2 separate regions of the Homo sapiens genome follow, and region 1 is linked to region 2. A link is a contact called in ENCODE Hi-C data. All regions are on one chromosome and are shown on one strand. Each heading gives the region's core, a stretch centred on a gene start or an enhancer-like site at or near the end of the contact. The rest is flanking DNA. Distances are from core to core; before and after follow the strand shown.

Region 1 (7,499 bases), core at 3,134-5,633, 190 kb after region 2:
TTACTCTCTTCCCATCTTAAAGATACAGCTGCCTTGTTTGCAGGGACCTGATCTTGGCCAGTCCTCAGACACCACCCCCTGGTGACTTCATGTAGCTCAGACCCATGAGCTTTTGCCTTCAACTACACCCATGTCTTGGCCATACTATCAATCCCACGACCCCCTTATCCCTCCATTGCAGCACCAATGGCCCACCATCCCCAACAAATCTGACTTAACCCATCGTTCACTTCATCTTCTCTGCTCCTACTCCCAGAAGAAAACAACAACAAATACAGCCATGAAGACTGCAACCCACATTCCTGATGTCCAGTCAGCATTCTGCAGTCCTCACTCAGGAACTCAGCGGGGAGATGGGTAGGAGTGATCCCATCCCACTCAACCCTGGGGAAACATGGCAGTATCTGGTGACATTTTTGGCTGTTATGACTGGGAGGAAGGGTGTGAGCTTTGGTATCCAGTGGATTTAGCCCAGGGATGCCACTAAACATCCTACAGTGCACAGGTCAGCCCCCACAACACAGAATTATCGGGCCCAAGATGTCACTCGTGCAAAGGTTGAGAAACCCAGCTCTCCGTCCGGGTGGGCCCACTTCGGTTTGCCTCACCAGCCACTCCCCAACGCTTCCCCACCTTCCTCAAGTCCCCTGTTCCACTTGAGCACCCAATACTCAGGTGGCAATGGTGGCACTGACGAACTTGTTTGCATGTGCAATCATCTTGATCTCCTTCGCCAGACAGTCAGAAAAACAAAAGGTGTCCTTCCTCTCTGTGAGGCCAGGTCCCCCTTTTTGCTCTGGCTCTGAGCTCCTTCAGCACCTTCAGGCCCCTCTGCAATGGATGGGACACTGGACCCAGAATGGGGGAGGGGCAGTTCCCCAATGGAACATCAACATGAAGAGGGGCTCACATGTCCCCCTCTCCTTCTAATAATCTCCTTTACTCCTAAATTCCCTCTCGCTATTCTCTCCCCCTCCTTCTACATTCAAGACTCATGAAAAACAGCTGAGGAGGCCACTGGCTGCACCCTCCCCACACATTTATTCTGCCTGGCCTTCCCCAAATTATGGGCCAAAGTAGGCACCAACTTCTGAAAACCCACGATATTTCACTTAAGAATATAGGTTCTAGCCGTTCCTGAAAAACAGGAAGATCTAGCAACTTTGGGACACTGCCCCCAAAAGCTGGAGCTTAATACAATGTATATGCCATGAAAAAAACCATAATAATAAAACACAAATTAGGCCAGGCTCATGCCTATAATCCCAGCACTTCGGGAGGCCAAGACTGGCAGATAACTTGAGGTCAGGAGTTTGAGACCAGCCTGACAAACATGGTGAAACCCTATCGCTACTAAAAATACAAAAATTAGCCAGACATGGTGGCTAATGCCTGTAATCCCAGCTACTTGGGAGGCTGAGGCAGGAGAATTGCTTGAACCTGGGAGGCGGACGTTGCAGTGAGCTGAGATCGTGCCACTGTACTCCAGCCTGGACAAGAATGAAACTCCATCTCTCTCTCTCTCTCTCACACACACAAATTAGCCGGTTGTGGTGGCGTGTGCCCGTAATCCCAGCTACTTGGGAGGCTGAGGCAGGAGAATTGCTTGAACCAAGGAGGCAGAGGTTGCAGAGAGCCGAGATGGCACCACTGCACTCCAGCCTGGGCAACAGAGCAAGACTCCATCTCAAAAATAAATAAATAAATAAATAAAAATACATTTAAAAAAAGCTAGAACTGGGGAGGCTGATGTGGGAAAAATGCTTGAGCCCAGGAGAGGGGTAAGCTGCAGTGAGCTGAGATCATGCCGCTGCACTCCAGCCTGGGTGACACAGTGAGACTCTGTTTCAAAAAAAGCTGGAGTTGAAGAACTGTGTCCTTGGGCAGCCTCAGTTCCAGGCACTCCTTTTATCTCCTCCACCTGAGGCAGCTACTTTCTCTTACTCCGGCTACTTTTTTTTTTTTTTTTTGAGACAGAATCTCGCCTTGTCACCTAGGCTGGAGTGCAGCGGTGCAATCTTGGCTCCACCTCCACAACCTCTGCCCCAAGGGTTCAAGTGATCCTCCCACCTCGGCCTCCCAAGTAGCTGGAATTACAGGTGTGCGCCACCACACATGGCTATTTTTTGTATTTTAGTAGAGACGGGGTTTCACCATGTTGGCCAGGCTGGTCTTAAACTCCTGGCCTCAAAGGATTGGCCCACCTCAGCCTCCCAAAGTGCTGCGATTACAGGCATGAACAGCCTTTTTTTCTAATTTTTGCAACTCCAGTCTAAGCCTTCTGTTCTCCATTGCCTCCTAAAACTACTACCTTCTGTCTCTACTGTTTAACTCAAGGATGTCTCATTAAATAACTGGTTGGTTACCAAATTCAAAGTTCTCTCTTCTCCTTCCTCATTCTCCTCCATCTTTAAGGAGCAAAACTACGTTACAACCACATCCCTCCTTTGCTATCAGTGGGTGCCCCTGCAGGTCTCCCCCTGCCTGTTTCTGCTCAGCCTTCAGTCTTCTCTTCCCATCTGCCTCTTCAATGCTGGGGCTCCCCACGCTCTCTTTCCAAACCTCTGCTCTTAATATACGCAAGCTTCTCCCGCAAGCTCACTGCCAATGAACCAGACTCCCAAACCGTACGTCCCACACTTGCCCTCTCCAGTGCCAACCAGCTGCCTAGAGGGCATCTCTTTTTTGACTATGCCACAAGCACCTCAAACTCCACATCTCAACCTTCTCTGCCTAAACCAGCTCCTCCTCACAGGGGAGGCATCTGTAACCCACCAGTTCCTCGAGCCTGAAACCCGCGATCTAGCCTAGATTTCTCCTTGTCCCCTGTCTGCATTCCAAGGCACCGAGGCTGCTGACTACGCCTGCTCATTGCTTCTCCCTCTCCCCACTGCCTTAGTCCTCCTGCGGCCCCCAACCACCACCAAAAGAGCTTTTTAGCCGCTCTCCCTGCCTGAAGTCTCACCCTCTCCGCCCAATTTAGCACCATATGGCTGCAAGTGACGCCTTTAACAGGCTTCCTTGATCAGATTCTCCGGCTGAAAACTCCCAAACAGCAACCCCGCCCTCGGATAAAACATAAACTCCTTTCTGCAGCACACAAGGCTCTTGAAGATCTCGCCCCAATTAGCCGTGCAGCCCCTTTCCCGGATTCCTGAGCTTTAGGCTTGCACTCCAGCGGACTGACCTACTTGTTCCCGGAGTGCTCCACATTCTCTTGTCCCCAGCTTTTGCACACGCAGTTTCTTCTGCCTGGAATGCGGTCGGCTGTGACGACCCCCAGGTAAACCAACTCCTACCACCACAGGTGAAACGAACGCCCTCCTCCTCCTCGCCAATCCCGTTAGTAAGGTGATGTGACTGCCGGCTTGTACCCACTAAAAAATGTTTTGGTGAGCAAGGACCCTGTGTTATGCATCTCAGTGTTCCTGGCACCTAGCAGAGCTGGGTACAAGGGGAATATTCTTTATCCCCTTTGAACCTCAATCCCTCATTGGTAAAACGGAGATAATAATAACCCCTAAGATGACTGTGAAGCTTACAGGAGACATGCAGAAGAATTCTGGCCAAAGGGTTTGAGCCCAACCAGGGTAACATAATGAGACCCCGTCTCTTAAAGGAAAAAAAAAACACACATATATATATATACGCACACACACACACACGTGTGTGTGTGTTTAAAAAAAAAAGTCTGGCCAAAGTAAACACAAAAGGTAAAAAATTTCTTTTTGACGCGGTAGCCAGATAGAGATCTTTCTCAGCCCCAAACAGACTGCATGTCTTGCACGACTGCGTCTCCTTAAGCCTCAAGGTCCCCGCTTCCGTAGTGGGGTTAATAATAGAAGCCAGCTCGGGGTGGGAATGAGGATTAAGCAGGACTAAGCCGCTGTGAGCACAGTGCCTGGCGCAGGGGAAAGCGCAGGTCACGTAGCCATTGGGGTGGGGGTCGGGGTCCTGTGCTGCTGCTAAGTTGGGGGGTGGGCGGAGGGGGAGGGGCAGAGCTCAGAAGGGGGCCGCTGCCCCGGCGGATGCTTGGGGCTCCTCTCGGGGGACCCCTGGGCGATCTTCCCCACCGCGCCGGGCCCAGGCCCCCTACCCGGCCGCCGGCCTCCCCTGCGGCCGCCCGCCCCGAAGCAAGGCCCCGGGAGGCGGGAAGCGAGGCCTCACGTGCGGCGCAGCGGCTGCGCCGAAGGCCTGCCAGGCTACTCACTGAGCCACAGCTCCAGCGACGCTGCCGGGCCCGGGGGACCCTGGGCCGACTCGGTTCCCGCCACAGCCGCCGCCACCGCGGTCGCCGCCATCGCTCCAGCCCCGACGCTGCGGCCGCGGGCGCCACTGCCTCTTCAGCCGCTGTAGCGTCCTGGCGCTCTCCTCTGCTGACTGCGCGGCAGGAGCGGTGGACACGTGACGGGGCGGGGCCGCTGGCGCCACGCCCACCCCAGGCCCCCCCTCCACGCGGGACCGGCCGGAACATTTCTTAGTCCAGATCCCTCCACCCAGCGCTGGTCTTCTAAGACCACTCACCGTACGGTTGCCAGATAAAATACAAGACGCCCAGTTAAATTTGATTTTCAGAAGAACACGAATAATTCTTTTAGCATTTTTATTTTTTAAGAGACGGGGTCTTGCTCTGTCACTCAGGCTGGAGTCCAATGGCGCGATCACGGCTCACTGCAGCCTCCACCTCCTAGGCTCAAGCGATCCTCCCGCTTCAGTCTCCGGAGGAGCTGGGACTAGGGGAGGGCACCACCACGCCTGGCGTGTGTGTGTGTGTGTGTTAGAGACTGGGTTTCACCGTGTGTGTGTGTGTGTGTGTGTGTGTGTGTGTGTGTGTGTGTTAGAGACTGGGTTTCACCATGTTGCCCGGGTGGTCTCGAACTCCTGGTGTTAGAGACTGGGTTTCACCGTGTGTGTGTGTGTGTGTGTGTGTGTGTGTGTGTTAGAGACTGGGTTTCACCATGTTGCCCGGGTGGTCTCGAACTCCTGGGCTACAAGATCCTCTTACCTCGACTTCCCAAAGTGCTTGCATTTATTTTTTATTTTTCTTTTTTTCTTTTTTTGAGACGGAGTCTCACTCTGTCGCCTAGGCTGGAGTGCAGGGGTGCCATCTCGGCTCACTGCAACCTCCACTTCCTGGGTTCAAGCGATTCTCCTGCCTCAGCGTCCCGAGTAGCTGGGACTACAGGTGCATGCCACCACACCCAGCTATTTTTTTTTTTTTTGTATTTTTAGTAGAAACGAGGGTTCACTATGTTGGCCAGGCTGGTCTCGAACTCCTGACCTCGTGATCTGCCCGCTTCGCCCTCCCAAAGTGCTGGGATTACAGGGGTGAGCCACCACGCCCGGCCTATGTGCTTGCATTTTTATTCACAGAAGGGTTTTCCTGGAACACTTTTTTTTTTTTTCAGATGGAGTCTCGCTCTGTCGCCCAGGCTGGAGTGCAGTGGTGCTATCTCGGCTCATTGCAACCTCCACCTCCCTGGTTTCCTGGAACACTTCTAAACTAACATGTCCTGCATTCCTCAATACTCTGCTTTATTTTCTGCATCACACAGTACACCATCGATGTATTATTTACTTGCTTATTCTGTTAAAAGATAATTTTCCCAAAAAAGTATGTCATGATTATCATAATTATGAAATGAATACGTGTTAAATATTTTATTTAATTACATGAGGGAACCAAGCAGATGTTATAATCAATCCAAAAGTGAAGTCAAAGAAGGGCAAATTTATCTGGAAAAAAAGGAAGATAAGACGAATGTGCAAATGGAGGCAAAACTGGCTTTTCGACCGGGGTGAGAGCTGTCCCTCCAGTGAGCGGAATTTACCTATTTATAGGCAAGAATTATTTTGCATTGGTATCAACTTAACAGAGTTATGAGACTTCTCAAAGACAAAGAAAGGCTAGAACCTGGAAGGTTGTGCTGTCTAGACAACACATAATTTTCCATTGAAGCTGTTGTGCCGTACCCCTATTAACTTCAGTAGGGATGGCACCATGTTTGAAAGGCGGAAGAAGAGACCCAGAGCCACTGAATGAGGCAGGTTTACTGAGGGGACTTACGGGGTGGTCTAGTGGCAGTGGGCTGGACAGGAGGACCACTACCATTTGTAAAGAGCATCAGTTTATATAGTATTTTCAACTAGCACCCTTCCCCTAGCAACCTCCATCTGGCAACCTCAATTTAACCCCAAAGGGCCTTGATCCCCCGTATGGCCTGCGTTCCACAGGATGGGGCCAAGGGTTCAGATGTTCCTCTTAGATAAAGAGTGAACCTCTGGGCTGGCCACTCTGTGATTCTGTAGCTTGGAACTCAGAACACACATTCTTCTTAGACCATAGGTACGTATGCCATACAGAAGCACAAATTCTTCCTTGTAGATAACTGAATAGCAATGGGTGATGATTCTTGTCCACACACAAGCAAATGAATACTGTTCTGGGAACACACAGACTTCTTGTGGAAAAACCAGTTCTGCCCCCACTTGCACATCCATTTCAACATTCCTGATCTATACATGATGTCCATTCTTTGGACTGGTTTGAACATCTCACCAGTTTCCTCATTAAGGAGTTAAAGAAAATCTTTTTTTTTTTTTTTTTTTTTTTTTTTTGAGTCTCGCTCTGTTGCCCAGGCTGGAGTGCAATGGTGCAATCTCAGTTCACTGCAACCTCTGCCTCCTGGGTTCAAGTGATTCCCCTGCCTCAGCCTCCTGAGCAGCTGGGAATACAGGCGCCCACCACCACACCCGGCTAATTTTGGTATCTTTAGTAGAGACAGCGTTTCACCAGGTTGGCCAGGCTGCTCTCGAACTCCTAACCTCAGGTGATCCGCCCACCTCGGCCTCCCAAAGTGTCGGAATTACAGGCGTGAACCACTGCACCTGGCCTAAATAAAATCTTTAATACATATTTATCTCTTGAAGATTCTGAACATCTGGCAACACTGGACCCGGCTTTCCACATTTCAACAAAACCTGGACGTGACTAGAGTCTCCACATGCTACAGGGGGCATGAGCTCTACAGTTTGCCAAGGACCATCCTTCAACTCCTGAAACTTTACTTATTTTAAGCACCTGCAATCCTTTAACATTTTTACATTGTTGGAGCTCAGAAAACCATATCCCAGAGCATGGTGTTTTGGCATAGCGAGTACTTTGAACTCAAAGACAGTGGAAACCCTCAGAAGCAGCCTCAGAGCAAAGGTTCTCTGACCTCCTGCCCGTCTTTCTTCTCCCAAGGCAAGCCACAGAAACTCAATTCCTCTTTCCCAAGATGGGTCAGGGAAACTCAAACCCCTCTCCCCTAAAGCCAGCCACAAAACCTAGACATATTACTCCAGCCTTCCTTTATTTCTGCTTAAGAGTTGGCCATAAAGAAATTCTCAGTCGGGCATGGTGGCTCACACCTGTAATCCCAGCACTTTGGGAGGCTGAGGCGTGCAGATCACTTGGGTCCAGGTGTTCAAGACTAGCCTGGGCAACATGGTGAAAC
Region 2 (7,443 bases), core at 1,258-3,757:
TTCCACCTCAGCTCCCGAGTAGCTGGGACTATAGGTGCACACCACCATGCTTGGCTAATTTTTTTTTTTAATTTATATGTTTTGTAGGGACAGGGTCTTGCTATGTTGCCCAGACTAATCTTGAATTCCTGGCCTCAAGTGATCCTCCTGCCTGGGCCTCCCAAAGTGCTGGCATTACAGGCGTGAGCCACTATGCCCAGTCCAGCAATGTAAAATTGTCATAGCCACATTTTAAAAAGTAAAAATAAACAGATCAAACTAATTTTATTAATATATTTCATTGAACCCATATATCCAAAATATTACTTCAACATATAATCAATATTAAAGATGATTTGTGAGTTTTTAAATGCTCAATATGTCTTTTAAAATACTTAATTGTGGAAAATACATGTGTATAGCAAAATTTACACTGTGATCATTTTTACGTGTGCAGTTCAGTGGTCTTAACTCCATCCACATTATTGGTCCTCAGAAAATATTCTGAGGGCTGGGCACGGTGGCTCACGCCTGTAATCTGTAACCCAGCACTTTGGGAGGCCGAGGTGGGCAGATCACCTGAGGTCAGGGTTTCGAGACCAGCCTGGCCAACATGGTGAAATCCCATCTCTACTAAAAATACAAAAAAAAAAAAAATTAGCTCGGCATCACCATGGGCGCATGCCTGTAATCCCAGCTACTTGGGAGGCTGAGACAGAAGAACCACTTGAACCTGGGAGGCAGAGGTTGCAGTGAGCTGAGATCACAGCACTGCACTCCAGCCTGGGTGACAGGAGTGAAACTCCATCTCAATAAAAAAAAAAAAACTGGGGCTACGGAGGAGGGAGGATGACCTCCATTCACAGAGGACTTCTTGGAGGAGGTGGCACTGGAGCTGCACCTAGAAAAAGGTAGAGGATTTGTGGGTAGAGGTAAAGGTTTTGCACTCCAGGACTGAATAACAGCATGAGTGAAAGTGTGGTGGTGGGAATTCCCAGGGTACCCAAGGGCTCCAGCATGTGGTTGCATGGGTATATGCAAATAAGAAGCCTCTCATAGGCACTGATCTCTCTCCATGCCAGACACTGTGCTAGGTGCTTCATATTTACAATTTAATCTTCACATCAACTCAATGAACTCAGTACTATTTTCCCCTCATTTTACAGATGGGGAAACCAGGGCACAGAGAGGGTGAGTAAATTCCACAAGGTCACACAGTGAGTAAGTGACCCAACTGGGGTTTGAACCCAACTTCTTAACCACTACCCCATTGTAAAGGAAAGTGCAAGGAATTAAAGGAGACATCTAGGCTGGGACCAGGTTGCAAGGTGTCTTAGAAGCCAGCTAAGGGTTGAGGGGCCTTTATTCTATAGACACCAGTAGCCCTTGAAAGTTTCTGACAGGAGCATGACATAGACAGCTAAGCCTCAGGGAAGTGCAGGCCAAAGACTGAATCTTTCATTTACCAAGCTGGGAAATTCCCCTTCCAGCATCAGTCCTTTCTAAGGCAATTAAGTATCTAAACTCAGCAACCACCTACACATTTCATCCTTCTTTCTCCCTAATGAATTACAGTAGCCAACCTTCATTCAACAGGATGCTGAGAGCTTTATATGCATTTTAACCCTCACTGAAAACCAAACAAAAACGCAAGGAGGGAGGTACTATTGCTGGCCTCATTTGCAAATGAGACAACTGAGGCTCAGAGAGGTGATGCGATTTTGCCAAGATCACACAGCCACCCAGCCAGTAAGAGATGGGATGAAGATGCCACCCAAGTCTGTCTAACTCAAAAGCTCACTTTTTTTTTTTTTTTTTGAGACAGGGTCTTGCTCTGTTGTCCAGGGTGGAGTGCAGCGGTACAGTCATAGATCACTGCAGCCTGGAACTCCTGGGATCCAGCGAACCTCTCACCTCAGCCTCCCAAGTAGCTGGGACCACAGGCATGCACCACTTCACCCAACTAATTTCTTTTGTTTTTTGTTGTTGTTGCTTTTAGAGATGGTGGTCTCACTATATTGCCCAGGCTGGTCTGGAACTCCTGGCTTCAAGCAATCCTCCCACATCAGCCTCTCAAAGTGCTGGAATTACAGGCCTGAGCCACTGGCCCCTGGCACATTTTTAATAATAATAGGATCATTCCTGTTTCTCAAAGTGAAACAGAGAAAAAGAAACTATAGCTTGTCCTCCTACATAAGCCTCCAAACATTATCAGGTTGACCTTATTTTTCTGACTCTATTCTGGAATACCGCATTTTATTCCCAATGGAACAACCACCTCCCTTCTCCACCTCTACCCATCCTACCCCACCCCACACACACACGCCCCTGGCATCTTTCAAGGCTTGGCAGAAACTACCCTCTCCAAGTTGCCTCCAGCATTGGCAGGGAGGGAGCAGATGAAACTGACCACACTCTTCCCTGCTGGCTGTCAACACACACCACCCATCCTGGGCAAGTGGCCACTTCCATTTCTGGGGATGGGCTTAGGTGCTCACCATTGGCACCCCCCCAAGTCCTCTTTGTCCATTGGGACACAATGACATGGCTCCTGGCATGGGGCCTGGTGGGCAGGGTGTTTTCCTGTGTAATTGTACTCATACAGGGTAAAGCCCGGTGCAGCTGAGTGCTCTGGCAATAAGGAAAGCAAACACAGCAATAAGACTCTGTCAACAAGGGTATGGGAGAAAGGAGCCATCCAGGAAATGCAAGCTCTGGTGCAGCCACCTCCTCTGAAATCCCTCTTTGGTTCACTCCATCCCCAGCAGGACAGGTCCAGAAATTATGAAAAGAGTTGTCAGGCTGCTAGAGACCCAAGGCAGATTTTTCTAGTTGATTGAACGCTCTCCCTTTTGGTTGCTTTTATGTATTTTTCTTTTTTCTTTTTCTTTTTTTTGAGTCTGGAGTCTCACTTTGTCGCCCTGGCTGGAGTACGGTGGTGCGATCTCAGCTCATTGCAACCTCCGCCTCCCAGGTTCAAGTGACTCTCCTGCCTCAGCCTCCCGAGTTTTTGGGATTACCTTCCTGCACCACCATGCCCAGCTAATTTTTGCATTTTCAGTAGAGACGGGATTTCACCATGTTGGCCAGGCTGGTCTCAAACCTTTGACCTCAAGTGATCTGCTCACTTCAGCCTCCCAAAGTGCTGGGATTACAGGTATGAGCCACCGTGCCCAGCCTCTTTTTTGAATTTTTTTTTAAACTATAAAAGTAATACAATTTTGGAAAACAGGTACAAATATCAGAATGCAAGTTGAAATGCGCATCCGATCTTAACTTCTTATACAAACCCCTGTTCTGCCAAATAGTAGAAACTTAATTCCAACCCATCCAGCATCTCCCCAGATCCTTACACCAGGGTTGTACCTAAATTCAAGGAAGGAGGCTGGACATGGAGGCTCACATCTGTAATCTCAACACTTTGAGAGGTCGAGGCGGAAGGATTTCTTTAGACCATGAGTTTGAGACCAGCCTGGGCAACATAGTGAGACCCTGTCTCTAATAAATAAATAAATAAATAAATAAATAAATAAATATAAATAAAAGCCACACAGCTGTAGTCTCAGCTACTTAGCTACTCGGGAGACTGAGGTGGGAATATCTCTTGAGCCAGGGAGTTTGAGGCTGCAGTGAGCTATGATTGCACCACTGCACTCCAGCCTGGGCAACAGAGCAAGACCTTGTCTCTAAAATAAACAAAACAAAAAAATTCTTGGAAGCTTAACTTTTTTTTTTAAGTCTGTATTTCCTGCTTCCCTACAACTATCTTTGCCTAACAATAGATTTTTTCATATACTTAGAATCCTGGTTTTTTTCAAGCAGCATTCTATTATAAGCTTTTTTCCATTTTGCTATTAAAAATTATCTTCTCATTTATTACTTTTATGATGCAAGCAATATATGTTCATTGTAGGAAAGTTACAAAGCACAGATAAACTAAAACAATTTCTTAAAAATAACTCAAGATCCTGCTACCCAGAGATAATCATTATAAACGTTCTGGTTAATGCCATCTGTGTTATTTTTCCTATGCACATAGATGCATATAAACCCACATGGTTTTTTTGTTTTTTGTTTTGTTTCTTTGTTTGTTTTGAGACAGAGTCTCACTCTGTCACCCAGGCTGGAGTGCTGTGGTGTGATTTCGGCTCACTGCAAACTCTGCCTCCCAGGGTCAAGCAATTCTCCTGCCTTAGCCTCCCGAGTAGCTGGGATTATAGGTGTGCGCCACCATGCCCAGCTAATTTTTTTTGTATTTTTAGTAGAGACAGGGTTTCATCATGTTGGCCAGCCTGGTTTCAAACTCCTGGCCTCAAGTGATCCACCTGCCTCAGCCTCCCAAAGTGCTAGGATTACAGGTGTGAGCCACCACACTCAGTCATTATTTTTTATTTTTACAAATTTATGGGGAACAAATGCAGTTTTGCTACATGGATATACTGCCTAGTGGTGACGTCTGGGTTTTCAGTGTAACAGTGTACAGCGTACCCATTAGGTAATTCCTCATTCCTAACCCCTCTCCTACTCTCTCAAGTCTCCAGTGATTATTATGTTCTTTTATTGCTATTGCCCAGGCTGGAGTGCAGTGGTGCAATCATAGCTCACCACAGCCTCAAACTCCCAGACTCAAGCAATCTTCCCGCCTCAGCCTTCCAAGAAGCTGGGACTACAGGCATGCATCACTATGCTCAGCTAACGTTTTTATTTTTTGTAGAGGTGGGATCTCGCTATATTGCCCTGGATGGTCTCAAACTCCTGGCCTCAAGTGATCCTCCCACCTTGACCTCTCAAAGTGCTGGGATTACAGACAGGAGCCACCATGCCTGGCCTAACATAGTTTTTTTAAAAAAACAAAAATAATTGGCTGGGAATGGTGGCTCACGCCTGTAATCCCAGCACTTTGGGAGGCCAAGACAGGCAGATCACCTGAGGCCAGGAGTTCAAGATCAGCCTGGCCAACATGGTGAAACCTCCATCTCTACTAAGAATACAAAAATTAGCCAGGCATGGTGGTGCACGCCTGTAATCCCAGCTACTCAGGAGGCTGAAGCAGAGAGAATCACTTGAACCCAGGAGGTGGAGGTTGCAGTGAGCCAAGATTGCGCCATTGCACTCCAGCCTGGGAGGCAGAGCAAGACTCCATCTCAAAAATGATAATAATAATAATAATAACTAACCATTTTTCTTAATGGCTCCCCAATACCTCATTGTGTGCCTGTATCGTAGTTTGTGGAACCCTTCTGCTCTTGCATGTTTAAGGTTTCTTGCCATGAGTGTCTGTATCCATACAGAGAAGCTGGGCAGAGAGGATTTAGCCATCGCAAAATGTGGTCACCTCTCAAACCAAAATGTGGTGCTTGGCTAGCAGGTGAACAAGAAAATGACAAACCAGGAGCCCTTCTGGCCTCATGACAAGATGGGTCCTCCAAAGGCCAGATGTACACTTGTTTTTCCTTGAAAAGGACATTCACAAAGAAAAGAATAAACAGGAAGGTTTTCCTCACAGCTATGACCACATCTTCTGTCTTAGAGTTTGGGGTCTTCCGGATCAGTTGGCAAGACATGTGTCAGGCTGCTGGGATGGAGGCCTATATCATCCTAGAGCCAGCAGTGGAGAAACCCACAGAACAAGTCTTGTAAGGAAGCCGCCAAGCATGGCAGCTGGGGCCGAGGGGTCAGTAGGGCCAGTTGTCTTTAAGTCACAAGTGGGAAGGTGTTTTATCTAATCTGGTGAGTTTACAAGACAAGAAAGGATCTTTGCTGAATCTGTCACCCCACGCAGAGTGGCATGTGCAGATGGCTTTTAGATAGTGCACAGACAATTGCTTTTCATCTCATTAGTAATTATTTATGTTGAGGGGTATTAGAAAACATATATAATTAGTAGCATCCAACCTGTGATTTTGTGGACATTCTTGCTTAGGACAAAACTAAAGTAGATATTTAAGTAAAAAACAAGAGTGAGTCAACTTAAAGAAAGATATTAAGTAAATGATAGTATAATTGGTTCCCAGGGACAGCCCAGATCATGATGGGCACGAAGTCCATCCTTGTACATCTCAAAGTCAGCCCTTGTGCATTAAGTACTTAGTCCCTGAGAATAGAAAGACAGCCAGCAATCTTTCACTCCAATCTTTGGTCTGTCTTTGCTACAAGAGGCCTCTGTTTTCAGAGACAGCTTCTCAGAGCTTCTTAACAAGCATGAGCTGGACTCAAGAACCCAGGAGGTACTGGAAACAGGCAGTCAGCACAGATGCAACATCTGAGTTCCTAAAATTCGGAAGTGGGTCAGGTCAGTTTCAAACATGGAAGTCCTGTCCTGCAACAATTTGGTTAAATGCCTCTGAATCGTGGGTGGTGGTTTCGCCACCCATGCTATACCTTGAGCGTTTATTTTTGAAGTGAGTTTTTGTTTGTTTGTTTTTTGAGACAGGGTCTCGCTCTGTCACCCAGGCTGGAGGGCAGTGGCATGATCATGGCTCACTGCAGCCTTGAACTCCTGGACTCAAGTGATCCTCCGACCTCAGCCTCCTGAGTTGTTGGGACTACAGGCACGCACCACCATACCCAGTTCATTTTTTAAGATTTTTTTTGTAGAGAGACGGTCACGCTGTCTTGCCCAGGCTGGTCTTGAACTCCTGGGCTCAAGCGATCTTCCAACCTCGGCCTCCCAAAGTGCTGGGATTACAGGCATGAGCCACCATGCCTAGCTTGTTTATTATTATCATTATTATTATTATTAGAGACAGGGTCTCGCTCTGTCCCCCAGGCTGGAGTGCAATGGTGCAATCATGGCTCACTGCAGCCTCATCGGTTTGGGCTCAAGGGATCCTCTCACCTCAGCCTCCTGAGTAGCTGGGACTATAGGTGTGTGCCACCAAACATGGCTAATTTTTGTATTTTTTTGTTTCACCAACATGGTTTCACTGTATTGCCCAGACTGGTCTCAAACTCCTGGGCCCAAGCGATCCTCCCACCTCGGCCTCCCAAAGTGCTTGGATTACAGTTGGGAACCACTGTATCCAGCCTGTTTATTTTAAACGCTAGTTTTCCTTTTGTATTTAGAAGACAATAATTTTTCTACTTGCCTAATGAAGTGAACCACAGCTAATAAGAGCTGATGCACCCATAGTGCTGTGAACTACACATTGTTTTAAGCACCCTCGGAGGTAGGTGTAATACTGCCCTCTCCATGCAGTTGAGGAGACAGAGACACAGAGATACCATGTAGCTTGTGCAGGGTTACATGGCACAGCTGAGCATTCACACCCAAAGCTTGGCTCCAGCAACCAAGCCCTGACCAACTCCCCAGTAAGGGGAATCATGGTAAAGCCCTTCCTTCAAACTGTATCTTTATTGCATCTTTTTTTCCATACTGGGGGTCATGCACACTCACATTCTAACCAGGCGATAGAAGGCTTTCTTCTTTTGAAAATATGCCAGCCTGGGCAACATGGTGAGACT

Evidence for each region. Hi-C counts contacts between places; a loop is a spot of excess contacts on that map. Pooled maps may share reads with other maps.
Region 1: a pooled map shows a loop between it and region 2 (4-fold over the local background). The contact joins the promoter of GGA2 here to the enhancer-like site in region 2. A Hi-C loop is called at or near these places in 22 of 37 single-sample maps with no recorded cell type and 5 of 50 pooled maps.

Annotation. Positions count from the first base shown.
Region 1 is chr16:23,506,111-23,513,609 of GRCh38, forward strand. It overlaps GGA2 (golgi associated, gamma adaptin ear containing, ARF binding protein 2), which reads right to left and starts at 4,384. Exons shown (of 17, transcript NM_015044.4): 1 at 4,211-4,384. The coding sequence starts at 4,301. RefSeq lists silencers at 4,071-4,240, 4,311-4,540, 4,611-4,660.
Region 2 is chr16:23,322,409-23,329,851 of GRCh38, forward strand. All of the region lies in intron 1 of SCNN1B (sodium channel epithelial 1 subunit beta), which reads left to right. Among named protein-coding and RNA genes, the nearest start is that of SCNN1B, 24 kb to the left of the region's middle. Within about 2 kb of position 2,508, at least 11 of the 41 ENCODE cell types and tissues checked have a DNase peak (open chromatin) inside an H3K27ac peak, as active enhancers do.